Linked DNA regions of Mus musculus: all the other regions are linked to region 1. A link is a loop called in an ENCODE intact Hi-C map of the cell type or tissue named here. Cell type or tissue: left cerebral cortex. All regions are shown on one strand. Region 1 holds the start of Pafah1b1 (platelet-activating factor acetylhydrolase, isoform 1b, subunit 1). Region 2 overlaps Ccdc92b (coiled-coil domain containing 92B). Region 3 holds the start of Cluh (clustered mitochondria (cluA/CLU1) homolog). Region 4 holds the start of Mettl16 (methyltransferase like 16).

Region 1 (5,000 bases):
TGAACTATGATTGATGGCACAGATGTCTTAATTCTCCATTTTCATTAGACAAGTATTTGTCAAAGTGGATATACAGTGTTAGCAACTAACTGAAAACGCACAGAACTGTAACACACTTGCTTCATGTCAACTTAAGCATATAATCTGTTCAGAAAAATTATAATCCAGGGAGAAAAATGTTATATCTTCCCCCAAAGGAGACTTACTGCTTTTTTGAAGGATTGCTACAAAAATAAAATCTTTACTTATTTTAGGACATAATTGTACAATCTAGGTCTTACATTTTTTTCTATACATAAAAGCATGTGATCTCAAGGCTTATGCGAGTTAAGGCTACCTACTTGTATTAAGTTGGTGTTTATCAATGTGCTTCCAAGCAATTTTGTTGACTTTTAGAGCATTCATTAAAAAAAAAAAACCCAAAAGAACTTATTCACTCATCTGATTAAATATTAAACAAGATACCAGGCAATATTAAATATTTCAAAAGATAAAATATGAGAGGTGGGTGAATTCTTAGAATCAGGGAGAATCAGGGACAATTTAATTTAATGAATGTTTCTTGGCTGCTTTTGGATATAAGTGATAGGATCAAGCCTCTGTCTCATGCTGTCCATAGTTTTGACTATAGAATCCAAAAACTGAAACTCTGGACATAACCTTTTAAAGATTATTTGATTTAGTTTCTTGTGTTGATGAAGAAAAAAAAAAAAAGAACTAATCCCTTAAGGTCATTGGTTTATGTTTTTTAAAAAAATTTCTAGGGATAAAGATAGCCCATCCCAATACAAAGAGCCTGGCTTTGGTACTAGATAGTAATGGTTACATGAGTTACACATCAAACCTCAGGCCTTAACCCATGCAACATCTAATCTCACAAAGCCTCACAGCTATGTCAATTCTATAATGTTTTCTTTTCTTTCTCTCAGCAAGTACTCTCCTACTGAGCTGTCTCTTCACCCTTTTAAAAGTGATAAATTTAAAAACATTTGAGTTTTCCAGGTAGCCCTTAAACTTGTGATCCTCATTCTTCAGCCATTCCATGCTGGAATAAGGGATGTGTGCTTCCTTCCACCCAAGGTTTGCTCCATTATTATTTATTCTTGGAGACAGGGTTTCTCTATGTAGTTGTCTGTCCTGGAATTCACTGGGTAGAGAAGGCTCTTGAACTTGGAAAGATCCACCTGTCTCTGCCTCCAAAGTGCTGATATTAAAACACCATGTCCAGCTTTAAATCATTATTTTAAGATAGGGTCTTACTATATACACCATGCTGGCTTCAAACTCGTGGCAAGTCTCCTGCCTCCGTCTCCTCAGTGTTAGCATTACAGATGTGAGTCACCCTAGCTTGTTTATTACTATCATCATTGTTTTTTGTTTTTTATAAAAAGGATGCTCCTGAGGCTTGCAGAGAACTTCTGGGCTCTTGCTGGTCTCCTGCCTCCTGAGTAGCTTGGGCTACGTGCCATGTGCCACTTTGTTTGGCTACTGGGTTTATTTTATACTGATACTGAGGCCAAAAAGAGATATGATAATTTAGTCAAGGTCACATTCCCAGTGGTGACACCAGGATTCATACTGGAGACATTAACTCTGCAGCTTCCCAAGTGATTTTTACAGTATTTACCTTCATCGAGGGACGCAATAGAATCAGTTAAGCCTCAGTGCTGGAAAACACAAGTGGATAATGAAGTAATCTCATTCAATACTTAAATATCCTATATTGAATAATTCAGAGCCCCAAACCTTCCCTTTCAAAAATCAAGTGTCTCTTTGTGGAATAAATTGACATCAAATCCCCCCAGATTTGTCATCAATATACAATTCATAATATAATAAAACACAGACATGTCTTGTAGAGAATAAAGTTCCAGGTCTTTCTGTGGATTTCAGTTTCCAGAATCTCTGATGAATACATGTGACTAAGGAAAAGAATAGCTGAATCACATCTACAGGCGATTCCTTCCGATTAAAAATCTGTACCAGAAAGGAACACAAGGCAATCCATCTGCCTTTTAACCTCAACAGCTCTTCTGCCCAAGCCCACCAATTTACTTTGGTCCTTTTGGGTGGGTGGGTAGGTGGGGGATGGGGAATAATCCCACAGGCTAAGGCAGAAAGGAAGCATCCTGGCTTGGCTCCTGCTCTAGCCAGCAGGGGCCGAAATGCCAGTGCACCGGGTACCCGCGGTCCGCCGGGACAGCGCAGTGACCGCTGAGGCAGAGCAAGAGTCGTGATGGACGCCAGCCGTCAGGCAGTTTAGAGCAAAAGGGAAGCTTCCCAAGGGATCAGGGGGCAGAAGCGAGAAAAGCCGCGGACGGGACGCAAGCTCGCCGGTCGGCTCGGGTACAGCCGCCAGCTCACCCTGCGGAAGGGCGCGCGGCCCAGGCCCAGGCCCAGGCCCAGGCCCGGCCCGCGCATGCGCCGCGGGCCCTCCGCTCCCCTCCCTCTTCCTGGCGGGTCTGGGGCGGCGGCGGCGCGGTGACGTCAGGGCGTTGGGGCAGCTCCTGTGACAGACGGAGCTGGAGCGGCGGGGCGGCGGCGGAGTCCGGCGGCCGAGATAGCGAGTGAGGGAGCGAAGGAGCAGCGAGCCGAGAGTCCAGGGAGCGAGGAGGACCCGGAGGGGAGCGCTCAGGCGCGAGCGAGAGGACGAGCGAACGCTGGGCTAGGGCTCGAGCCCCGGAACGGCCGAGGAGCCCGCCCGCGGCCCTCCCCTCCCCCTCCCCGGGACCGGGCCCAGCGCGCCATCCTCCCCCTCCCTCCCTCCCTCCCTCCTTCCTCCCTTCCCTCTCCCTCCCCCTCCCCCGCTGGTGGATGGGAGTGAAGGACGGAAGAGGCCCTGCGGAGGCGGTGGTGCAGCGCTCCGGTAAGGCGGCGACGCTCTGCGCCCTCCCCTCTGTCTCTTCCATCGCGCTCGGGTGGCTGCGGGCCGGGCCGGCGGCCTGACGATGTGGCTGCGCCGGTCCCCTCCCTCCCATTCTCCCCTCCCCCTGCCGCCGCTGCCTCCTCCTTCTTCTTCTCCTCTCCTCGCTCTCAAAATGGCGGCCGCGACGGCCGTTGAGTGAGAGGCACCGAGGAGGGGGCCCTGGCCTGGGAGGGCGCTGCCCTGGCTCCGGTTCCTCCGACCCTGGCAGTGGGCTACTCAGGCTGCTGAGGGTTCAAGCCGTGGCCTCTCGGGCGGCATCGCCCTCCTGCCGCCGTGACTTAGCAAGAAAAGTATTCTTGGGTGGGAAGGGCGTGGATAGCAGGTCGCTCTCTGATCTTGGGGAAAGGGCTCAGCCCTCCTGGGCCGCGGAAGCGAACCCGCAGTCCCCACCCCTCCTTGGCTGGCGACTCGCCGCCGGGGCTCCAGCAGCTACCAGGCCTTCCAGGCGTCGGGTTCTCCGCTTGTCCTTAGGTTGAGGGTGGACCCGGGGAGGATGGCCCGCCGCTCAGGCCCTCGGCCCCCCGGTGCGGTGGTGGTCCAGCCTCTGCATTCAGTAAAGATCTGCAGCATCCACCCACCGAATCGGGCAGGATTTTCCTTTTTGCTACTGACTCCTCGCACGGGAGTTGTCTTTTGACGTTGCTAACACTGAGCTCCCAGGTTCTCGATCATTCCCTTCATCCCATCTCTCCACTCCATTAGGAAACGCTGTGACTATTTACCCTCTCTAGCCTCCCAGGTGAGAAAATGTTTTTTTGAGACGGTGGGCTGATTTCGTCTCCCAAGAGGAAAGAATTTCAGTCTTGAGATAGGAGAAAGCAAGGTGCCTGGCTTTATTTGTTATCCTGCCTGCTTTTTCCAGTGACTTAGCAAGAAACTCCTTGGGAGGAGCGCAGGAAATTTTCTGTTGAGGTTGGGTTTGGGTGTAATTCCTATCAGTATTTTTGGCTAAGAAATTGTGCCTTTGAAGAGTACCAGATTTGTGGTCTCATTCTCAATGGGCGATGTCATGTCAAGGATACCTCCTCCTCACCCCCCCCCCCCTTTAAGAGACAATTGGGAGAAAATAAAATTACTGCTTTTCTTACCTTTAATTTCAAACACACCCTCCTAAAGATTCACAACCTTTAAAAGATCCAGTAACATAAAGGTCATTTTAGCAATTCTCTTTTTGTTGGGTTGGCTTGTTTTGTGTGAAATTTCTTTTCTGGGGGTGGGATGGTGGAGACTTTGTTTGGGCCTCATGCCAGTAATATTGTCTTCTCTCTTCATTTTGCCACAGCAGTTGTTTGCTGTGTTTCCCCCTGCAGTAGAGCTTGATTGCTGCAGGATTCAATCCCTTAATTAGGAATATTCTTAGTTGGATATGCTAGTAATACTATGCTGAATTTACATTAAAAGCTTTAACTTTAAAATTTGATTTGGTATTAAGGCTTTAGCAAGCTTTTATTTCTAATATGTGTCTTTCAGGACATAGTTGTGCAAATAATTGGCAGTTACAAATTGTGTTTTTTTATTAACACAGAATATGAATTTAGAGTAATTTACTCCTTCACGGTCTATTTAAAAGATCATTGTTTGATTTCAGAGGGAAGGATTTTCTGTAATATATTTAAAGCTGCTGGTATATATAATTTTAAGAGTCAGAAAGGAAACCAGTTTTTTCGCAAAATATTTGTGCATATGTTGGTTTTGACAGAGCATACCCTGTTTTGGTACATCCTCCCACCCCCTTAAAAATGGGCTAATATTTGTGGCTGCTATAAGCAGCCATTGAGCCGAGAGGACTGGGTGGAGTAAGGGTGCGCCAGCAAAGCTGTGAAATGCTCAGTTGCCCTTTCACTGGGTTTTTTTCTCATCCTTAATGATTGTAAGGTTATTCAGTATTAATTGTAGGGACAATTAAGGCATTTCTCTATAGTGGATCTTAGAATCTCAGTTTTTCTACCTTTTTTTTTTCTTCTTCAAGAAGGGCATTGAGTAATTGGAATAAAGGCAGTATCCTTGCTCTGAAACAAGTACTTACTGTCCATGTGTGTGCATGTATTAAAAAAACTCCACATATGCTCTGGCT
Region 2 (5,000 bases), 90 kb after region 1:
TCCCTCCCTCCCTCCCTCCCTCCCTCTGTCCCTCCCTTTCTCCCTTCCTTCCCTCCTCCCTCCTGAAACAATGACTTCACTATAAAGCACTGGCTGGCCTGGAACTTGCTATATAAACCAGGCTAGCCTGGAGCTCACCTAGATCCTCTTGTCTCTTCCGGTGACCTGCTGGGACTAAAGGCGTGCACCCTCATGTCCAGGTTTCTGTTAATTCTTATGAATTCTTCTGGCACCCACATAGTGGTTTATGATTGTAATATCAGCACTTGGGAGGCTGAGGCCGGAGAATGGTCATGAACTTGAAGCTAACCTGCTCTACACAGTAATTTCTAGGCCATTTGGGACTCCAGAGTGAGGCAGTATCTCAACACAAAACAGATGGTCCCAGGGTGTCATTGGGTAGTTGAGGCTGGCCTTGAATTTGATATAGTATGATGAAGAAACTGTTTGAAGCCTCAGGCACCCCTCTGCCTCTCTTGAGCGATTCTACCAGAGTCCTCTGAAGACTGCTAGAACATGGAGGTAGCCCGACGACCCAGCTCCAGGTCTCCCAGCTGACGTTCTTCTTTCCTACATTAAATCTGGACCTAATCTTGTCACTCAGTACTGCTACAGCACCTCCTCATTTTTGTTTTGAGACAGGGTCTTTTATGTAGCCCCGGATATATTGGAATTTATTTCGTAAACCAGGCTGGCCTACAATTTACAGATCTGTCTGCCTCTGCCTCCTGAGTGCTGGGATTAAAGATGTGTAGCACATGCCCGGCCCAAGTGAGACTTAAAAATCTTTTAAAATTTCATTATGTCATTTATGTGTTTGTATGTGTGTGCAGTGTGTGTATATGTTTATGTTTGTTGTGTCACTGTGGAAGCCAGAGGTCAGTGTTGGGCAGCTTCCTTTTTTGCTCTTGGAGGCAAAGGCAGGAAGTTGCAGAGTTCAAGGCCATCCTTGACAACATAGTGAGTAGTCAAATGTGGTCCAGCAAGAGGGCTCAGCAGGTAAAGGTGCTTGCTGTCAAGTCTGAAGACCTGAGTTTGATCCCTGGGACCCAACTGTTAGAAGCAGAGAGCTGACTGACTCCCAGAAACTCTCAGGCTTCCATGTGTCCCATTCCATACTAATATATAAGACATTTTAAGAGTGCTTGGAGAGGGCTGGTGAGATGGCTCAGTGAGTAAGAGCACCCGACTGCTCTCCGAAGGTCTGGAGTTCAAATCCCAGCAACCACATGGTGGCTCACAACCATTCTAATGAGATCTGACTCCTTCTTCTGGAGTGTCTGAAGACAGCTACAGTGTACTTACATATAAATAAATAAATCTTAAAAAAAAAAAAAGAGTGCTTGCAGAAACTCAACCTTCTGTGCCTCCCGCCACAGCCCAGAGCTATTTTTCTTACCTTGTTGGTGAGACTGGACCTCTCTCATCTCCAGGTCGTGGGTCAGCTCTAGGGAAGAGAGAATAGAGGAGTTTGTGTGTGCACAAGTAGGTGTGCATGTCAGATAAAAAAATCAGAACTCCATTAAAGAAGAACAGATCCATAGGCATCAACTACACCACCGCCTACAACTACCTACAACAACTACCTTACATCCCAGCCAGGGAAAGAGCCCTACTAAAGGCAGAGCCTAGGCCTGGGTTTCTAGGCCCAGGGATCTTTCCAGCAAAGGTTTTGTTCCTAGGATGGGGAACAGAGACCACCTCTGTGGACAGAAGAGCCTGTCTTGTTTTGGGGATGAGGGAGTATTTGCCTGTTTTAAGGGATGATATGACGCCAGTTTAGATGGTTGTGGAGGACTCTTGTAAACACAGGGTCGTGGCTCATGCAAGCTTAGTTGACTGATGAATGCCACAATGCCAAGAAATGCTTAGGAGGCAACAGAAATAGGCAGGAGCTATTCATGTGACACTAATTTCATGGCCAGGATTGTACTTGTATTACCGCCTGAAGATCTCTGTAGTTTCCCAAACCCCATTTGACCACCAGGCAAGAAGGGCTCAAGGAGAACAGTGCCATCTAGTGGTGGACAATATACCAGCCTTTGGTTTGGTGTTGCAGGGGAGGGGCTCCTCAGGGGCACCAAGCTAAGGAATGCCATCACCAAGGTCTCTGGCATAGGAACAAGTTCTTCCTGGGCACCCAAAAAGAACTTATTTTCCTTATACTTATTCTTTGGTGCCCCCAATGCCTCATCTCTCAGAGCAACTGTGTGATAGCAATTTTCAGCCCCAACTCCCAGAGCTTAGAACAACAAGGGTTCAGGGGTTTACAGCTCAGTGACAGACAGATGCTTAGAACTTCTGCTCTGGGTTCCAGTTTGGACATGACTGGGGATAGTATGCAGGGAAAAGGACAGCAGGGAGCCGGGAGTCAAGAGGGCCTACTAGGAGCACTTGCATGTACCTTCAGGGATAAAGGTGTTTTTTTTTTTTTTTTTTTTTTTAAAGAATTATTTATTTTATGTGATGAATAAACTGTAGCTGTCTTCAGACACACCAGAAGAGGGTATCAGATTTCATTACAGATGGTTGTGAGTCACCATGTGGTTGCTGGGAATTGAACTCAGGACCTCTGGAAGAGCAATCAGTGCTCTTAACTGCTGAGCCATTTCTCCAGCCCCCCAGGGATAAAGTTTCGAGCCCGAAGAAAGTGGCACATCTCTGGGAGTAGTGCCCAGCATACCTACAGTCAGGCTTGTGCCCTTGGCCTACCCTTCCTCTATCCTCAAAATGCTCTTAGGGACCAGAGTTTGCTAGAACTGTATTCTCTGGGGAGGCCACTTGTTGCTGGGACACAAGAGAGTACCTTAGCTATGGCCGGAGCCTGAACCTTCTCCCTGGGGCCACTGGGAGCCCTCTGATGCCTCTACCCTTAGGACTCTTGGGGACCAACTTGCCCTTCCTCCAAGGCCTATGAAATGGCCTAAGGGACCTTGGCTTTGCCACTAACTTCTCTAGGGCGGTTTTCTTTCAACCATTAACCACAGGGCTTAAGATTTGGAGACAGAACCCCAAGTAGGACCCACTCCCCCATTTTTTTTCTTTTTTTGAGATGTGTTATGGTTTGAATATGCTTTGCCCAGGGAGTGGCCTTGTTGGAGTAGGTGTGGCCATGTTGAGGTAGGTGTGTCACTGTGGGTGTGGGCTTTAAGACCCTCATCCTAGCTGCTTGGAGGTCAGTATTCTGCTAGCAGCCTTCAGATGAAGATGAAGAACTCTCAGCGCCTCCTGTATCATGCCTGTCTGGATGCTGCCATGTTCCCACCTTGATGATAATGGACTTAACCTCAGAACCTGTAAGCTAGCCCAAATTAAATGTCCTTTGTAAGATTTGCCTTGGTCATGGGGTGTTTTCACAGCAGTAAAACCCTAACTAAGACAAGATGGGATTTTTTTGTTTGTTTGTTTGTTTGTTTTTTTGAGGCAGGGTTTCTCTGGCAGCCCTGACTGTCCTGGAACTCACTCTGTAGACCAGGCTGGCCTCGAACTCAGAAATCCGCCTCCCGAGTGCTGGGATTAAGGCGTGCGCCACCACTGCCCGGCTAAGATGGGATCTTATTGCATAGCCGTGGCTGTTCTGGAACTCACTGTATAGACCAGTCCAGCCTCAAACTCACAGAGTTCATCCAGCCTCTGCCTTCTGAATGCTGAGAGGAAGGGTGTGAGCCACCACACTGGTTTCTCCCACCTTTCTCCATCCATCTTCTAATGTGAGTCCTTGTAGATTCTATGAATACTCTATGAAAGCAATTCATGGTAGGACCCTGGCCAGCAAGGATACTCCTCTGAACCTTAGTTTTTTCTTTTGGAAAATGGGAGCAAAACAGCATCTCTCTTACATGGGACTGGTGCCAGAATGCAATGAGAAGAAAAGAAATAGAGGATTTAGCCAGGGCTAGACCAGCAATTAAAGCACAGGGCACTTATCATTGTCCAGGCTGTCCCCACAGCCCATGGAACTTACTCTTACCTCCAAATCTCACGTTCTTTATCTTTTTTTGTTTTGTTTGTTTGAGACAGGGTTTCTCTGGGTAGCCCTGGCTGTCTTGGAACTTGCTTTGTAAACCAGATTTAAAGACTGCCTGCCTCTACCTCCCAAGTGCTGGGATTAAAGGGATGCACCATCACCACCTGGCTCCATCTTCTTTATCTTTACTTGTTTTCCAGGCAGCCTGGCCTCCTGGGTCCTCCTTCAGTCTCTGTCCCCAATTCCCCTGCTTTCCCTGCCCCTCCCTACTAGAAGGAGGGCCTGATTCGGTCATCTCAGCCCCCAGAGTGGCAGTTCCAGACAAGACCAGAGTTATTTTTATCTCCTTAATCAATAACCAGGAGGCTTGAGCCTAGACTCACTTGACAGTTGGGGGGACTGTAAGGCCCTCTGATCCCGCCTGTTATGTTGTCATGGGAACTATCCTGTGTCCAGAACGGAAGGACCAGGTTCTTAGAATCAGGGAAAGTTGAGAAGAAAAGAGAGGATCTGCAGTAAGATTTTTAGTCTGTTTTCCTCTGATACTGTCACTGTGATGAAAGAGCGGCCTATAGGGCCATCCTGTCACTGGGTGGTCAGATGGCCAGGAGCCTATCTTAGAATACGGCAACGGGATCTGCATGTGCAAAGAGGCTGAGGCCAGGCTGCTTATGTTCTGTGTTACCATGAGAAGCCAGTGGGGTCCCTGAAGCCTTCTAGGCCTCTGGGCAAAGGACAGATAGAGCACAATCAGAAAGTGGCACAGTGCTGGTTTTAATCCTGGCTGTGGCACTAACATGTATTGTATGATGTTTTCCCCCTGGGTCTTGGTTTATCACTTTCATAATCAAAAACTGGGTCTGGGGTGCAATCTTTTAATCAGAGCACTTGGGAGGCAGAGGCAGGTGGATTTCTGAGTTCGAGGCCAGCCTGGTCTACAAAGTGAGTTCCAGGACTGCCAGGACAACACAGAGAAATCCTGTCTCAAAAAAACAAAACAAAACAAAATTAAAAAAAAAAAAACAAAAACAAA
Region 3 (5,000 bases), 75 kb after region 1:
CTCAGATCCTAGAGGTCTTTGAAGACCTAGGTTTTAGGGAAGTGAAATAAAAAGGCAATCCTCTGCAGAATGGGACTAACTGCCTAAATGGCACTTAGTACACTGCTAACCTCCACCTACAGTCTCTAGGAGAGATCCGAGCGGAAAGACAACACACAGCCTTCCTAGGCCTAGACAGCACTCCCCTAGCCAGAGATGGTCACAGGCAGGAGTTACAAAGGGGTCTGAGTAACCACAAGTAGTCTCTGTATGCCACTCCAGTCTGACAGCATCTTCAGAGACTATGCCAGGGCCAGGCCACACCCTAGCTAAGGAATCAGCAGGTAGGGGCAGAACAGGAAGTCGAACTCCAAAAGATACACTGCCCCATCCTTGAACCCAGGGCTTCAAGACAAGAGGACAGAGGCAGAGAGACAGCTTATGGAAGATCCTGCTTGCCTCCTTCCTGTTTCCCCAGACCAGAAATAGGTCTTCAAGGTCCAAGTGTCTTCTCAGACACCACCCAAAAAGAGCTTTAAGATCCTGCTGGAGAGCTTATAAGCCCCTAAATTCTCCCCTCGTCTGCCAAGTCCCCTTCAGTTTCCACGCCCAACTCAGGGAGCCCTCCCCTGTACAGAAGGAACCTGACACACCACTGTGAACTTGAAAAACCTGCCTGTTCTCTTAACCCCTAAAAGTTACTTTATTCTTAAGGTAACTGTCCCTGGCCTGCCTCGATCGCCTCCTCAAAGGTACTGGAGAGCTCTAGAAAGAGGGGCTGTGGGTCAGGGGCTACACTTTGATACCCATGCAGAAACCTTACCATGGGATAGCAGATGGGTGGGGGAGGGCAGGGGGAGCAGGACAAACACGACACAGGCTCCATTTATGTCTTTCTTCTTTTGAACAGATCCAAGATGGCCGGATAGTCTGTTATCTATACCAGTTTTCTGGGACACAGAAGCCAAGATCCTACCAAGTAGAAAGTCCTGTGTGTCCCCAAGATGAAGAACTATGCTCTGACCCCAACCCAGCACCCCCTGACACACACACACACCCAAGAGTCCCTTAGCATATAGTTAAGGGAGCTTCATTCATCAAAAATCCTCCACTACCATTCCAGTTCCTAAATCCCCTGAATCACATACATAATAACCCAGCATGCCCACCTCAGCTTCCTCTAGGCTGGGCTGGGGTAGACTTGGCATGCTAGCCGTAAACTGGAAATCCAAATGCTTCCCTGGACAATGAAATCACTATGACCTTGGACAAGCTGCTTCATATCTCTTCAGATCTCTTTGATGGAGGGGAAACAGGCAGCTCTAACCTTCTCTTACCCAGCCTGCCCATGGATTCAGAGCCACGACATTTTTCAGCACTTCTTGTGCTTGGGTACAACTCAGGCCTTGTCTTGGGCAAGGTAAGTCCACTGTGATGGATAACAGTCTAGCAAGTGCTAGGCCCATTAGGGCCATCCTTACTCCCGTGTTAGCCTTAGTCTGCTCACCGGAGCTGGGAAGAATAAGGAGATGAGCTGAGGAAAAGAGAGATAAAGAGGGTCTGCACTCACTGGCATCCTGGGTAGAAAGGACCAGGCTGGCTCTGAGGAAAAGTGAGGAGGCCCTAGGAAGGGGTTTCCAGTTTCAAGGCTGGAGCCTGAGACTTGGTAAAAAACTAACAGAAAGGGCACAGGCTAAGTACAAGAGAAGTAGGCCCCACCCCTAGACAAGCCTCTGCCACTCCCAAAGCCACCACCACACAGCCCCCACGGGGGAGAGCTGGGCGCTCCACTCCACACTAATGACCTTTGCCTTAAAAAAACAGCAGCTCTAGTCTGACCCACTTTTCGCAATAAGGCAGGTTAATGATCAAGTTCAGGCACAAACACCTCCCCCTGACAAACAGCTAGGCTTTGCCCACACACAGGCAGGACCCCAAACCCCTGATCAAGTGGAGGCCAGTAACTAAAAGAATTGAGACCACAGCCTGATGACTTGGGGTTAAGCCCTTGTCTCTAAGAATGTACCAGAGACAACCCACCCCAATAACACACACACACACACACCCCAACTTGCGCTCTTCCCATAGTCCAAGTTTGGGCAGCTCCAAACTGAGCCTCACTCACAGTGCTGCAGCTCTGCCGCACAGGAACGTCTAGGACAAGAGAACCAGAAGGTGGCAGGGCCGCAAGTGTCACTGCCCCCAGCCCCAAGAGCTCCCCAAGCAGGGGCGCGGAGGGGGTGGGGCCGCCGATTCCATCGGTCTGCGGCGGCGGCGCACCCTGAAACCAAACCGCGTGTGCGCGCACGTGTCCCCGCGATCTTGCGCGAGTGTGTCCGCCGTGGATGCCCTTCCACGGTCCCCACGTGCGAAGTCCAGGCCGTAGCCGGGGGTGCCACTGAAGGTGACCTTCAGGGCGGGGGCGGCCCAGTGCACCGCCCACACTGACGCGGAGGGAAGACGGTTGTTCCCACCGAGTCCCGAGCCCTCCGGCCGGACTCGGCCCGGGCTCTAGCCCAGCTGTCCCTGCCCCCGGCCCACTCACTCACCAGCCGCGTTCGGCCGCCCCTTGCCGCCGGCCTGCGAGCCGTGCTCCCGGGCGCTGTCGGCCGGGGCGGCCGCCGGCAACTCGTCCGTCTTGATGACCATGGCGGGAGCAGGCGTCCGGCTCGCCTGTCCGCGCCGCACGCCGCGCCACTAACCCAAGTGCCCTGCGCGCCACGGCCGCTGCGGGAAGGACGGAGTCACCGGCCCACGTGGTGCGCGCTTTAGCCTTTGACCCCGCCGCCGCTCCCCTACCCCGCCCTCGCGCCCGGCCTGCCCACGGCAGACGACGAGGGACAAAACACCGAGCACTCCGTAGTCAGTTCACAGATTCAGTGACTCTTTCAAAGCCTTAAAGGCAACGCGTCCGGGCTCAAAGGGGAGAGGCCTCGGCCCCCTGGTGAGGCGGGGCTTCCGGGAGACGTTTCCTAGGTTCGCCGCCCGTTGGGCGGGCGCCGTGACCTTGGGTGGAGACTTGTCTAGGACTGCCTTCGCTCCCTATTCCCCCTCCCCCAATGACCCTCTGCTTCTTATTGAGCATCTGCCAAAAGACCGCGTCGTTCTAAAGCAGCTTTGTTATCACGACCCTCTGTATCCTCCTCACCGAGTGGGCTCTTTCCTACTGAAGGGAAGGGTCTAGAGTGTATTTGGATTATTGAGGAAGATCGCTTCTAGGCCTTTTGGCTAAGATCAAGTGTGGATTATTGAGGAAGGTGTGCAGGTTGCAAATATGCATAAAGTGTCAGAAACAGACTATGAAAACTTGGACTCAGCACCATGGGCTCCTCCCCTATCTGTGTAAAACACACACACACTCACTCACTTCCAGGCCACTATCTTGGTTTACAGTGAAGGACAATGAGGGCCAAAGTCACAGAACAAGTTCAGATTTAGACCAATAAATAGATCCTTACTATAGTTGTTATCTATTTTTCAGTTCTTTTGGTTGGGTGGGGAATAAGGAGTGAGGTCCATGATTGCTGGGGGAGGGGGGGTACTTTTCTTGTGTGTGCCCTACTGAGTATTAAATTCAGGACCTCTGGCATGGTAAAGGTGTCTACTGCTGAGAGACAACCCTAGTCTCAGGTGATATTGAAACCAGGTCTATCCAGACAGTTATGTTCAGGCAGAGAGGGGACAGGGTAAGCCTTCCATGCACAGGTGGAAAAGCCCTTTGTGAAACACTAAACACAGTCTTTACACTTGCTAGGATTTAATGGACCCTGGCAATCTGAGGCTGAGATGGGAGCGGTCTACATACACCCTTGTATACATTGCAAAGGAAAGTTAAATCTGCTTTCCTTTTAGAGATCTAGTGTGACCACAAGGGCCTGCAATCCCAGTTCTTGATAGGTAAAGGCTGGAGGACCTGAATTTGGAGACCAGCTTGGGCTACATAGTAACACACTGTCAGAATAGAATACATAGGAAGTTCAGTTTGCCCCTAGAGCACATGTGATGATGAGAACTGAAGCCAAAAGAAGAAGGAACCCTCCATTGAAGGGAGAGGGAGGAGAGAAATGTATGTGTCAGAAAGATCCTCTTGACTGTTATGTGAGGGCAAAGGAGAACTGAGCAGGACTAAGGAGAAGTGATTTCAGGCTATTGCACAAGGAAGTTGGAAGAATGACCAAGACCTTATTGCTGGGTGCACATAGAAATCAGGCAGCAGGAACCTGGCTCAGTGTTTCCATCCGTCATCCCAGCACTCAGAAGGCAAGGAGAGAATATAAAGGGTTTAAGGTTAGCCTGGGCTTCCTGGCTAGACCCAGTCTCAAGAAAACACACAACAAACAAACAGACAAACAAACAAACAAACAAAAGGCAGGCAAGCAAGGTGTGTGTGGACCTGACATCGAAGTGGACTGGAAGTCAGTCCCTAGGAACCCGTACCTGTCTCTTGTAGTGAACTTGAGCAAATCACTATCATCTTGCTGAATCTCAGGTGTTTTGCTGTGTGTAGATACATGTTTGTGTGTTCTTGCCTTTACTACATTTTTATTGTGTGTGTGTGTGTGTGTGTGTGTGTGTGTGTGTGTGTGTGTGTGAGTGAGTGCATGTCCTTCACCTCACCTTATTTCTTAAAGTAAGGTCTCTCTCACACTCTCACTGAACTTGGAGCTCAGCAGTTAGCTAAGCTGGCTGGCTAGCTAACAAATCTGAGGAATTCTCCAGTTTCCATCTTGGGTGCTGGAATTGTAGGGGACTATCCTTATGCCTGGCTTTGTACTTTACTAACTGAGCCCTGTGCTTTTGTTTTTACTTTTAATTATATGTATGTATATATGGCATGTACGCACATGTGTATATGAGTGAGTGAGTGAGTGAGTGAGTGAGTGAGTATGTGTGTGTGTGTGTGTGTGTGTGTGTGTGTGTGTGTGCAGTTGCTGACCTGGAAAGCTCCAAGCAATGTCCTGTGCAAGGCTGCAAGACTGTCTGAGTGTTCAGGGCACACCTTGAGTGCTTCTGGGTGGAGA
Region 4 (5,000 bases), 47 kb before region 1:
CGAAGTCAGGTGGTTTGTCCTTGTATCTATTTCTTGCATGCATTGATTTGCTTAGAGCCATCTTTAAAGAGAGGGAAGAAGAGATGTAAGAAAGATAAAGAGGAAACCAGCATATTTAGTGCCAAAAGCACAGGGGAGGGGGGGCCGCGCTGGGGGAAAACACTCATGCTGGTAACACCGGTACTGGAGAAGCAGAGGCAGGATCAGCAGAAGCTTGTAACAAGTCTGGGTTACACAGCCAGTCTGGCTACAATGCGAGACCCTGCCTCAGAAACAAACACACACAAATAGCAGCAAAGTAAGTCCAGTTTGCTGGCCCACCCCTTAAGGGGATATTGCTATTAGCAGAGCACTTGCCCACAATGCTCAAGGCCCTGGGTTCAGTCTCCAGGATTACACACACACACATACAAAATGGTAGACGCTCACTATATAGCAGTTTTAATTCCCTAATATTCAAATGCCCCTTACAGACATAGGAGTAAAAAGCATAAACCAAGGGCAGTCCCCAGGCCCCAAGAATATCAGAGGGTAATGGTTTTCTTCCATGTAATGCCGGACAAAAAGTAGGCCCTTCTCTAACAAGTCCAAGAGATACTGATGCACTAGGACTCTGCAGCACATTAAAGAGGACAGAGTTTACAGGCACGTACTCTGAACATGTGACCCAAGTTCAATTACAACCTTGGCCAATTCCGTTCATTTTTCTACACTATCCATTCAGGTCATAACAGACATACTCAACAAAGTCACTCCGTTTGATTCTTTAACTTTTGTTAAAAAAATTTTTTTCAACTGGGAATTTAACACAGTATCTCACATGTGCTCTATCAAGGACTGCTACACCCGAGATGACTAACTTCTGGATTTCTATCTGCCTATCCACCCCATTCCTCAAAGTTAAGTGAATGTCTGCTAGCACCAGTTTACTCTGTTCCTCCCACACTGGCCTAAGAGCCATTGCCCAATCAAGTGCCTCAGGACTAGCTGTACTTGTCTTTTTGTTCTTGCTGTTAGACAAGGTCTCCAGTAGCCCAGGCTCACTGGGAACCCACTCTGTAGGCAAGGCTAGTAGTCTAGAATCCCATGTCCTCTGAGTGCTGTGATTCCAGCTTGCACCACCACACTGGACTGGCACTTGCTGCCGCTCAGGTGGCATGGCTTACACTCCCCAGTGAAGTGTACAGACACTGAACATATCCCCACCTTTAAGCCTTTGGTCAAATGCCATCTTATTTATATCTTCTTGAGCAAGTCACTAAAACATTCAGTGACTGGAACGCACACTTTATTTTTCTTTTTTTTAAGCTTTTATTTATTTTTTGTATATGAGTACACTGTAGCTGTCTTCAGACACAGCAGAAGAGGGCATAAGACCCCATTACAGATGGTCATGAGCCACCATGTGGGTGCTGGGAATTGAACTCAGGACCTCAGGAAGAAGAGTCAGTGCTCTTAACCACTGAGCCATCTCTCCAGCCTCCCGCCCACCTTCTGTCTTTGAAATTTACTCACTTGGCATTCCCCACACATTTGCTTTAATTAAAAAAAAAACCTTCCCTACCAGTAAACTTCATGAGGGAACATATTTGTTCCCTGCTGTACCCCAATACTCAAAATAGGGCCTGTAAGGGGAGGCACTCAACTGTTGGTTGACTGGGAAGAATATGAAGTCACCAGGAGATCTAGCTCCGAGTGACAGAGCATGTGTCTAGCACGTGCAAGGCCTGGGCTCAGTCATCAACACCAAAGAAAATAAAGGAAATAACTATGAAATACTTTCCATCTGTGTGAGACACACACAGCATTCTCTTTCTGAATGGGCAGCCCAGTTGAGTCTCAACAATAACAAAAAAAGGCTCATCGGAGCGAGTCCAAAACCCAAAAGACCTCTAGGCCAGCCTTCTTTCCTCTTTAAAACTTCATGTTTCCTGGGTTTCTCTTGGCCTTTATCTCTTCACACATCATTTCTTCTAAAACTGAAGCTTATAGGATACTCTAAATTTGGCTTTTATGATGTCAAACTATGGAGGCAATAGAGACAGACCAGCGTTCAAGAGCACCAGCTGGTCTTCCAAAGGACCAGGGCTCGATTCCCAGCACCCGTATGGCTGCTCACCTAGTGCCATGACACAACCCTCTTCTGGCCTCTGCCTGCACTGTGCACGTGCTGCACAGACGTCCAGGCTGGCAAAACACCTACACCTACAAACTGTTTTGTGGGTTTGTTTTTTTTAAGTTTTTAGGAGGAACAGAAAACTCAACAGATGTCTCCCACCTAGACCCCAACACTTCCGTTTTCTCTTCACGCCCCCACCTCACAAACTTGACTTCTCCTCCGCCACTTCCCCGGCTCATCCACACCTTCTTCCCCTGGGTTTCAGCGCTCTCTAAGCATTGGCCTAGGCGAGGGACGAGGCCATCTCTCCTCCAGCTCCTCCCACCTACCGCCGGCCTTCGCGCACACCCGCCCGGGTCCCCGGCTTCTGACCCAGCGGTAAGCCCCCAAGGATCCGAGAACCGGAGGAGAAAAGCAGGTGAGCCGCTTCTTAGGCGATCCTTGTGCGCAACCGGATAAGAGATTTTTGAACCACGCACCTCGCAGGCCAATGGAGCAGGCGGACGGAGTGCGGACAGGCCCGCAATCACCAAGCCCACACCACTCACACAGCCAAGCTCCTGGAAACGCAGATGCTACGCTCCAAGCGCGCCGCCATCTTGCGCAGCCAATCCGCGCCGTGACTGGACAGACTACTCTCGCGAGACTTTTGACTTAGCCTAAAGAAAGAAGGAACTATCGCGATACTTGGAGACGGCGGTGAGTTTTCACCCAGGTTTGGGGGTGTGGTCGGCCGGGAGTCTTCTTAGGTTAGCGGATGGAGAAGACCTCACTAGTCCGCTGGCATGCAGCTATGTGATGGAGCCCGGCCAGGAACTTGGAACTACCCTCCTCCCCTGGCCTTTCTGGGTGCTGGGATTACAGGGATGGGCTACCCCACCAAGTTGTAAACGTTTGTTTTCCTTTGTTTTGAATGTAGCTTTCTTCAGCTCTCCCCAGCCTTACTAAATAGTACTAAATCTAGTCTTGGACAGGAAATAGGAAGGCTAGATGGGTTTGATGGCAATTAACACTTAAGTGCACAGCAAATCTGTGTGATGACACAGTAGTTACAGATAAACCTGTGAGATGGGTAAATAACTGGTACTTAGAAACTGTTTTGGGTGGGATAGGGGACGGGGAAATGGCTACCCTAACAAAAGACCCAGGTTCGAGTCCCAGCCCCAATATGGTGACTCGAAACCAGCTGTAACTCTAGTCCCTAAGTGCCCTCTGGAAGGCACACGTGCACGTGGTGCACAAACATGGAGGCAAACAGCCATACACATAAAGGTAAACCTCTTTTTAAATTCTATTTTTTTTTTTTAAAGAAACTGATTTGGCTAAAAAAAGCATTGAATCTGGACTCACGAAGCAAAAGGATAAAATCCTGGCGTGCGTTTGTTTGTTTGTTTGTTTGCTCGAGACAGGGTTTCTCTGTGTAGCCCTGGCTGTCCTGGCACTCACTTTGTAGACCAGGCTGGCCTTGAACTCAGAAATCTGAACTCAGAAATGCCTCTGCCTCCCCACCAATAGGCATTTCGTTGTCAGTTTTGTACGATGTTCTGTTCCAGATTGGCCAAAGGGTGTTTTCAGATTGTCTGTGTCAGTCACCTGGAATTCCTGGAACAGTAGGACTGATCAAGAAATACTTTTATAGAGCAATGCTAGGCCTCAAAGGACGGGAATGCCTCCTCTGTACTCACTGAGGGCAATTACCTGCATAGACGAAGCTATGTGCTGCAGAAGGAACAGTTGTCTTCAGGGAGCCCAGTTGCTTCCCTCCACCTTGCAGACCAAGCAGAACAGGACCAAGACCACACTGACCTTGGCTACTTTATTAGCTATGCTAATACCCCCCCAATTGCCCTACCCCCAATTTTTCCTTCATTTAACCCTAAGTATGGTGTTATAGGCCTGTAAATCCAAGCATTTGGGATATTGAAGCTGGAGTATGAGTTCATCCTATACTGTCTATCAAGTTCCAGGCCACCCTGGTCTACATGAGACCTTGCTCAAAAAGCCAAAGCGGCAGTGTACCACTAGATCAGTGGTAGAATGCAAAGGCCTGTGTAAACTAACACCACAAAGAAGAGATAGATAGATAGATAGATAGATAGATAGATAGATAGATAGATAGATAGATAGATAGATTGATTTATGGGTAGATAGATGTATAGATTTATGGATAGATAGATAGATAGATAGATGTATAGATTTATGATAGATGTATAGATTTATGGGTAGATAGATGTGTAGATTTATGGGTAGATAAATTAGCATAGCCATAAAATGTGGGCTGTCGAGACACTTGATGGACAATCATGAAGACCAGAATTTGGACCCCAGTCTCCACATAAGGAGCAAGGCACACCTGGGGCTTATTCGTTAAAGAAAAGAAAAGTATAAGCTGCACGCTCACAGACAGACTTTGCCTCAAAGGAGTAGGGAGACAACGATAGAGGCCATTCAATGGCCTCTTCTGGTTTCCACAAATGTGTACATGCACGCCTATGCCATACACTCACACAAATTAGTGTTTAAAGATTTTTGTAACTGAAGATTTGAAAAAAAAAACCCTGATAGATTTGTGGATGTGGGTAGGTGGCTCACAGTCACCTATAACTCACATTCCACGGTATCTGACACTCCAGGGTGTCTGACACCCTCTTCTTGCCTCCTCAGACACCATACTCACATGCATATACCAGAACACAGAGACACACATATAATTCAAAATAAAATAGATATTTTAGAAAAATGGGGCTGCAGAGGTGGCTCCACAGTTATGAGCGCTGTCTGCTCTTCCAAAGGACCCAGAGTCAATTTCCAGGACCCATGGGACAGCTCAGACCTGTCTGTAATTCCAGCTGCAGGGGACCCATTGTCTCTGGCACACAAG

What was found. Hi-C counts contacts between places; a loop is a spot of excess contacts. Peaks named below come from ENCODE experiments on the same cell type or tissue, not always from the same donor. Only the 100,000 strongest peaks of a DNase experiment are listed, where the experiment ranks them.
Region 2: it touches region 1 in a loop (2.8-fold over the local background); 6 of 42 quality-filtered maps call a loop at or near these places.
Region 3: a loop joins it to region 1, with 3 times the contacts of the local background. A loop is called at or near these places in 9 of 42 quality-filtered maps.
Region 4: it touches region 1 in a loop (2.0-fold over the local background); 13 of 42 quality-filtered maps call a loop at or near these places.

The regions. Positions count from the first base shown.
Region 1 is chr11:74,721,865-74,726,864 of GRCm38, reverse strand. Pafah1b1 (platelet-activating factor acetylhydrolase, isoform 1b, subunit 1) reads left to right here and starts at 2,481. Exons shown (of 11, transcript NM_013625.4): 1 at 2,481-2,866. In left cerebral cortex, CTCF peaks have their summits at 2,150 (motif pointing right) and 4,221; DNase peaks (open chromatin) are centred at 2,473 and 2,994; H3K4me3 peaks cover 3,517 bases; H3K27ac peaks cover 3,388 bases.
Region 2 is chr11:74,631,688-74,636,687 of GRCm38, reverse strand. It overlaps Ccdc92b (coiled-coil domain containing 92B), which reads right to left. Exons shown (of 4, transcript NM_001013784.1): 3 at 1,400-1,447. Among named protein-coding and RNA genes, the nearest start is that of Gm50590, 13 kb to the right of the region's middle. In left cerebral cortex, a CTCF peak has its summit at 2,026 (motif pointing left); a DNase peak (open chromatin) is centred at 2,020.
Region 3 is chr11:74,647,223-74,652,222 of GRCm38, reverse strand. It overlaps Cluh (clustered mitochondria (cluA/CLU1) homolog), which reads right to left and starts at 2,719. Exons shown (of 26, transcript NM_001081158.3): 1 at 2,529-2,719. The coding sequence starts at 2,628. In left cerebral cortex, no CTCF peak of the experiment used is centred here; DNase peaks (open chromatin) are centred at 2,345 and 2,845; H3K4me3 peaks cover 2,324 bases; H3K27ac peaks cover 1,526 bases.
Region 4 is chr11:74,768,583-74,773,582 of GRCm38, reverse strand. Mettl16 (methyltransferase like 16) reads right to left here and starts at 2,720. Exons shown (of 10, transcript NM_026197.3): 1 at 2,599-2,720; 2 at 1-61. The coding sequence starts at 61. In left cerebral cortex, no CTCF peak of the experiment used is centred here; a DNase peak (open chromatin) is centred at 2,760; H3K4me3 peaks cover 1,484 bases; H3K27ac peaks cover 1,035 bases.